Linked DNA regions of Homo sapiens: region 2 is linked to region 1. Evidence: chromatin loops called from intact Hi-C (ENCODE). Cell type or tissue: psoas muscle. All regions are shown on one strand. Links, peaks and the distances in the headings refer to the core of each region. The heading gives the core; the rest is flanking DNA. Region 1 overlaps SEZ6L (seizure related 6 homolog like). Region 2 overlaps SEZ6L (seizure related 6 homolog like).

Region 1 (2,883 bases), core at 384-2,883:
CCATGGCACTTGCAGTTGGCCTCCACTCAGGTGACAGCTAAGGGCCAAACTTAGGTTGGAATTGATTTTGACCAGTGGTCACTTGCTTAGCCACAGAGGGCTGGGGGCTTCTGCATCGTGGGGGCAGGCAAGGAAACGCAGAATGCTTTCTGCCTCTGCCAAGTTGCGGAGCCAGATGCCAAGGCAGGGCGGGTGATGAATGATCTGTCTCCTGGGCCTTGACACAGAGATATTAGCTTGAAGGCAGCACCAAAGGAAGAATAGAACAAATGTGGACAGCAAGTCTACTTCTAGGGCCATTACTCAGTGTGGTAGAAACTGCATCCCCTACTGCAAACTCTCACTGGACAATGACTGCTGGTCTCCTTGCAGTACAGATAGAGGCATCCCTTCCAAACAGAAAACTCTGCATAGGCTTCCCAGCATATTGAGAATCAAGCTGAGGTAGGAGGCAGGACTAGACACTGGAGGCAGGGCTCAGACACTGAACCAAATTGAGGACTAGCTAAACCAGGGCCAGGGTGGGAGCATCTCCCCATAAGACACGCTCACCAGAGTTCCATGTCAGTTTACCATTGCCATGGCAACACCCAGAAGTTACTGTCCCTTTCCATGGCAATGACCAGACAACTCTGAAGTTACCACCCTCATCCTAGAAATTTCTGCATAAACCACCCCTTAATTTGCATGTAATTAAAAGTGGGTATAAATATGGGTGCATAACTGCCTCTGAGCTACTGCTCTGGGCACACTATTATGGGGTAGCCGGGCTCCACAGGGAGCAATACCTCTTGCGCCTGCTGCTGTGCATTGCTACTTCAATAAAAGTTGCTGCTTAACACCACTGGCTGGCCCTTGAATTCTTTCCTAGGCAAAGCCAAGAACCCTCCTGGGCTAAGCCCCAGTTTTGGGGCTTGCTCGTCTTTCATTAAAACTAACTTCCATGCTGGCCTGGAAAGCCTTGGGCGACTTGTCCCTAGGTCACTGTGCTGGCCTCGTCAATAATCAGCCTCCCCATGGCTCACTATACTTCAGCTGCTCTGGCCTCCTTTTGGTTCCCTAGACATATCAAAATCTTCCCCTCCTAAGGATCTTTGCATTCACAGCTTGGAATGCATTCTCTCTGGCTCTTCCCAGAACATTCTCCCTGGTTCTTCCCGGGGCTCTCTCCCTCCCTTTTCTCAGGCTTCTGCTTAAATATCCCCTCCTCACTGAAGCCTCATCTGGCCACTCTGGCCAGTGGTGACTGCAGGCAGTCTCCAGTCTGTTTCCCTGAAGGATTTCCTCAGTCCTTGTTCTAGCAGCACTTTCTGTTTATCTAGCTGTGTGCTGAATGTTTATTATCTGATTCATTCCATTAGAAATTAGAATATAAGGACCACAAAAGCAGGAACCTTGTCAGTCTTGCTCATGGCTGTTATCCTAGCACTCAGCTCTGTGCCTGGCGCAGAGTTAGTGCTCAATAAGTATTTGTTGAATGACTGAGCGACCTGACCAGGGTCCCAAAGCACGAGAGAGACAGTGCAGTCAAGGCAGGCTGCATGGAGGAGAAACTTCTTCTTGTTTTTTTTTTTACCTTTATGGTTAAGGAGTAACTCTCAAATGGTTATCTTTTTTTCTCCCTCAGTTTCCCAAATTGTAAAGTGAGGGGCTTGATGAGATGGTTCTCATGGCCCTGCTAGCTCTGCCTCTGGGTTTCATGAAACAGCAGATTCTGCTTGTCTCAGTCACCCTTAGCTCTACAGCCTGTAAGCTGAGCTGGAGGGATGCCTGTTCCTGTGGATGCTGATGCCAGGGCCACGGCTTAGCCTCAGCTCCTACACAGCAGACGTCTTCACAGCTGCGGGCACTGTGCATGGCTTCTCAGATGCTGTGCCCAGGAGATTATTGACGAACATGATGCCACATGCATTAAGAACAATTCCAGGGTTCAGAGAGAGAAGGCTTATTTTAGCAAGAGAATTTGGGCCTTCCATTTCTTCTGGAATAGCTGCAGGACCTGACTTGCCTTTCCTGGCAGAGCAGGGGGCATTTGTTAACACCTGCACCTGGCTTTGAACAGCCCTAGCCTGACGTCCTGAAATGCTTCTTAGCTCAGTGGTGGTCCCCAGTCCTGGCTGCACATTTGAATCATCTGGGGAACTTTCAAAACAATACCTGCTTCCAGGTCCCATCCCCAGGGACCCTGTCTAAGTGGATCTGGAGTGAGTCCTATGCCTTGGTGTTTTGTAAACGTTCCCTAAGGGATGCTGAGGTGCAGTTGTATTAAGGACCTCAGGCTACACACAAATTGGGGCAGCAGAGTCAGAATCCTCCAGAGGATGTTTCTTAAGTCACAGATTGCTGGGCCTCACCCCAGAGCTGCTGAATCAAAATCCCTATTGGCAATGGGTGGGGTCTGAGAGTCTTCTAATACGCAGCCTGAGAGATTGTTATGCATATTAATTATTTTGATTATTTTTTTTAAAACAGCTGGAGACATTACTGACATATAATAAATTGCACATTTAAAGAGTACAGTTACAAGCCCGGGGCAGAGCCTGACATATAGGAGACACTCAATAAAGGTTAACATAATTGATTAAAATACCTCTGAAGGCTGGGAGTGGTGGCTCACACCTGTAATCCCAGCACCCGGGGAGACCAAGGCGGGTGGATCACCTGAGGTCAGGAGTTCCAGACAAACCTGGCCAACACGGTGAAACCCCGACTCTAGTAGAAATACAAAAATTATCCAGGTGTGGTGGCGCATGCCTATAATCCCAGCCACTCGGGAGGCTGAGGCAGGAGAATCGCTTGAACCTGGGAAGCAGAGGTTGCAGTGAGCCAAGATCATGCCACACGGTCCAGCCTAGTGACAGGGCAAGACTCTGTCTCAAAAAA
Region 2 (2,911 bases), core at 133-2,632, 91 kb before region 1:
GAGCTCTTGTGGCCACAAGCAAGTTGTCTTTCTGGTCCTCTCTTGCTGTGTGATACTTGCTAAGTTACCTGCCCACTTGGGGCCCCTCTCGGATCTTCTATTCTACGATGCCTTCACCAATGTTAGTTCCCTTATTCTCCTTTCCGTAATTTATTTTGAGAGTTGGGGAAGGGGTGTGGAGAGAGAATGAATGAGAGAGAGTGAGAGGAGAGCAATATGAAAAGGCCCTTAGGGTTTAAAAGTTTCTGTTCAGTTGTGTTTTTAGAGGAAGAGGCAGATTTCTGATGGAGCTGGGAGGGATACGTGGTGGGTTAGGGAGGCATTTGGGGTGTGAAGAAGGTTTAGCCTGAGGGCTCCTGACTCATCCCAAGTTGGTGCAACCTCCTTCTTTCCTCCAACACCAACAATGTGGGGCAGATGGTTGTAATTGATGCTGTGATTCAGAGCATTCATTTCATGCCTAATGGTCACTGTCATCACTGCTTGAATCCTTTGCTCACGACACTTTTCTCCCATTAACTCCGGGCAACTGGCACTCTTCAAGATTCCTTCTGGATGTCACCTTCTCAGGGATATTTCCATAATTCACGGAGATAAATCTAGTTCCCCTCTACCTCCTCAACTCACCCTCCAAGCCACAGGACTTTGCTTACATTTTGCCAGGCTGTCTGTTTATGGCTATGTGTCCCTTCCTGAACTTTGAGTCCCTACAGGCCTGGGAGCCTTCCCGTGTCGCTGCTACATTGCCGAGACACACAGCTGGTGCCCCGAAAGCTGTTCAAGTCAGTGGAAGTGGAGGCTACGGTGTGTGCTCCGTCTTTACTAGCTGTGTGACCTGAGGAAACCACGTAACCTCTCTGTGCTGTCATACCCAACCCATAAAGTGGTAATGATAATATCTGCCTTATCTGAGGATTCCTGATAATAGTAGTCTCCATTTATGAAGCACCAACTATGTGCCAGATACCATGCAATGTGCTTGGCATACATTATCTCTAATTTGGGTAATTACCCTTCTGTAATTATCTCTACCCACATTAGCTCTCATTTATGTAATTATTATCTCTGCATAATAATGTTCACATTTATTATTGCTCACGGACCTAAACGATGCAGCTCAGGGCCTGCCTAGCACATAGTAGGTTTTTAATAAATGGTAACTAATTAGAACCGCCATGGCCACGGTATCAACAGACTGCCCAGTAGACGAAGAGGGAGAGAGATCCCCTCTCGCCTGGGAAATGTGGCTTACGTCCTCATTCATGACTCAGCAGACAGCTAAGTCATGCGCCTACTATGGGCCACCTACCCAGCTCGGTCTGCAGTGCACACTCCCTCCCCATCGTCGATGTGAAAAATAACAATTGCAAACACTTAGGAGGGCTGAGGGGCCCGGAGGATGGAATTATTTTTACTATCAAACCCAAATTGGTTTACTAAAACTGTCAGTGGAAAACCAAGCAAGATAAATTAAACCCAGCAGCTCTTGGGCCTCACGTAACCCTGGCTGTTGAGATGCTATTTTCACTCCCTCTGTGGGAGGGAGGAGGTGCCAAGTCCAGATGCCACTCTGCCAAGTGTGTGCCAAGCTTGTCGGCGTGAGCCTCGGGCTGGTGACCAGAGGACTCAGCTCCCTTCTGCAAAGCTTTAATCTCTTTAAGTGCTTAAACCCTTTTCCTGCTGCCCAATTTGGGGAAGCCCAGACTCCCTAATGTGGCCTTCAAGGCGCTGCTGAGTCGCATTCACCGCCAGGCTGTCCTACTTCATGGACGCACCCTTGAACTCCAGACACACAGGGTCCTGGAGACATGGCAAGTGGGGTTAAAGTCCAAGCTCCGCCAGCTTCTAGCTGTGCGATCACAGGCACTCTCCCACCACCCCGAGCCTCAGTTTACTCATCTGGAAAATGGAGATAATAACAGAACCCAAGGCATGTGCTTGTCGTGAAGATGTCTAGGATGTAACTGCTTGGGATGTCCTAAGTGCTCAGCAAATATTAAATATCATGGACAATTAAGAAGGGAGCTGTGCTTTCCTGCCTCTGGACCTTAGCACATGCTGTTCCTTTTGGCTGGAACACTGTTCCCCTCCATCTCTGCCCATCTTCTCTCTGTCTTTCAGGTCTTAGCATAGATCAGGGTTTCTCTGCTTCAACACCGTTGATATTTTGGGTCAGCTCATTCTTTGTGGTGGGGACTGTCCTGTGCATTGTAGGATGCATAGCAGCATCCCTGGCCTGTCCCCACTAGATGCTGGGGGTGCTCTCCCCCGCACCCTCCCATTGTCCCAACTAGAAATGCCTCCAAACATTGGCAAGTGTCCCCTGGGGCAAGATAGACCCTGGTTGAGAAAAACTGACTTAGACTTTACTGTTCTCAGGAAAGCTTCTCCCTCACATTCTCAGCCAGGCTCACCTTCCCTCGCTCTGGGCCCCCAGAGTGCTGTATTTCCTCTTGCTGGTGCTGTATCAGCCTACAACATGGCTCCCCGGGGGCGGGGCTGCATCTGTCTTGCTCACTGCCAGGGCCCAGCCTCAATGCCTGCTACATAGTGGATGCTCAATAAATATATGTGGAATCGATTTAAACTTGCTCAGTGACAAAAATGACAGTCCTCACATGTCCATGATGATTAAAACTGGGACTGAATTGATTTTGATGTCACTGCAAATCCTAAGGCCCCGGGATGACACTGGCTGCTTGTCCTAACGCAAGTCGTGACAGCTGCCTTGGGGAGGGCGATGCCCCCCCTTATTGGCCCCATTCTGAGCCTGTCTGTGGTTCCGTCATCACTTTCTGCTTGGCTTAGTGTCCAGTGCTCAGAACACCCGGGAGAATGATACAGGCTCCCCAAGCCCCACGGCACTTGGCCCTGAACTCTGCCAGCATATCTCAGCATCACTGGATTGGGG

Evidence for each region. Hi-C counts contacts between places; a loop is a spot of excess contacts. Peaks named below come from ENCODE experiments on the same cell type or tissue, not always from the same donor. Only the 100,000 strongest peaks of a DNase experiment are listed, where the experiment ranks them.
Region 2: a loop joins it to region 1, with 2.9 times the contacts of the local background. A loop is called at or near these places in 4 of 110 quality-filtered maps.

The regions. Positions count from the first base shown.
Region 1 is chr22:26,229,011-26,231,893 of GRCh38, reverse strand. All of the region lies in intron 1 of SEZ6L (seizure related 6 homolog like), which reads right to left. Among named protein-coding and RNA genes, the nearest start is that of SEZ6L-AS1, 16 kb to the left of the region's middle. In psoas muscle, for the core only: no CTCF peak of the experiment used is centred there; a DNase peak (open chromatin) is centred at 1,803; H3K27ac peaks cover 1,236 bases.
Region 2 is chr22:26,320,205-26,323,115 of GRCh38, reverse strand. The region is part of intron 9 of SEZ6L (seizure related 6 homolog like); the gene reads right to left. Among named protein-coding and RNA genes, the nearest start is that of SEZ6L-AS1, 75 kb to the right of the region's middle. RefSeq lists an enhancer at 1,224-2,190. In psoas muscle, for the core only: no CTCF peak of the experiment used is centred there; DNase peaks (open chromatin) are centred at 745, 1,307, 1,575 and 2,468; H3K27ac peaks cover 2,303 bases.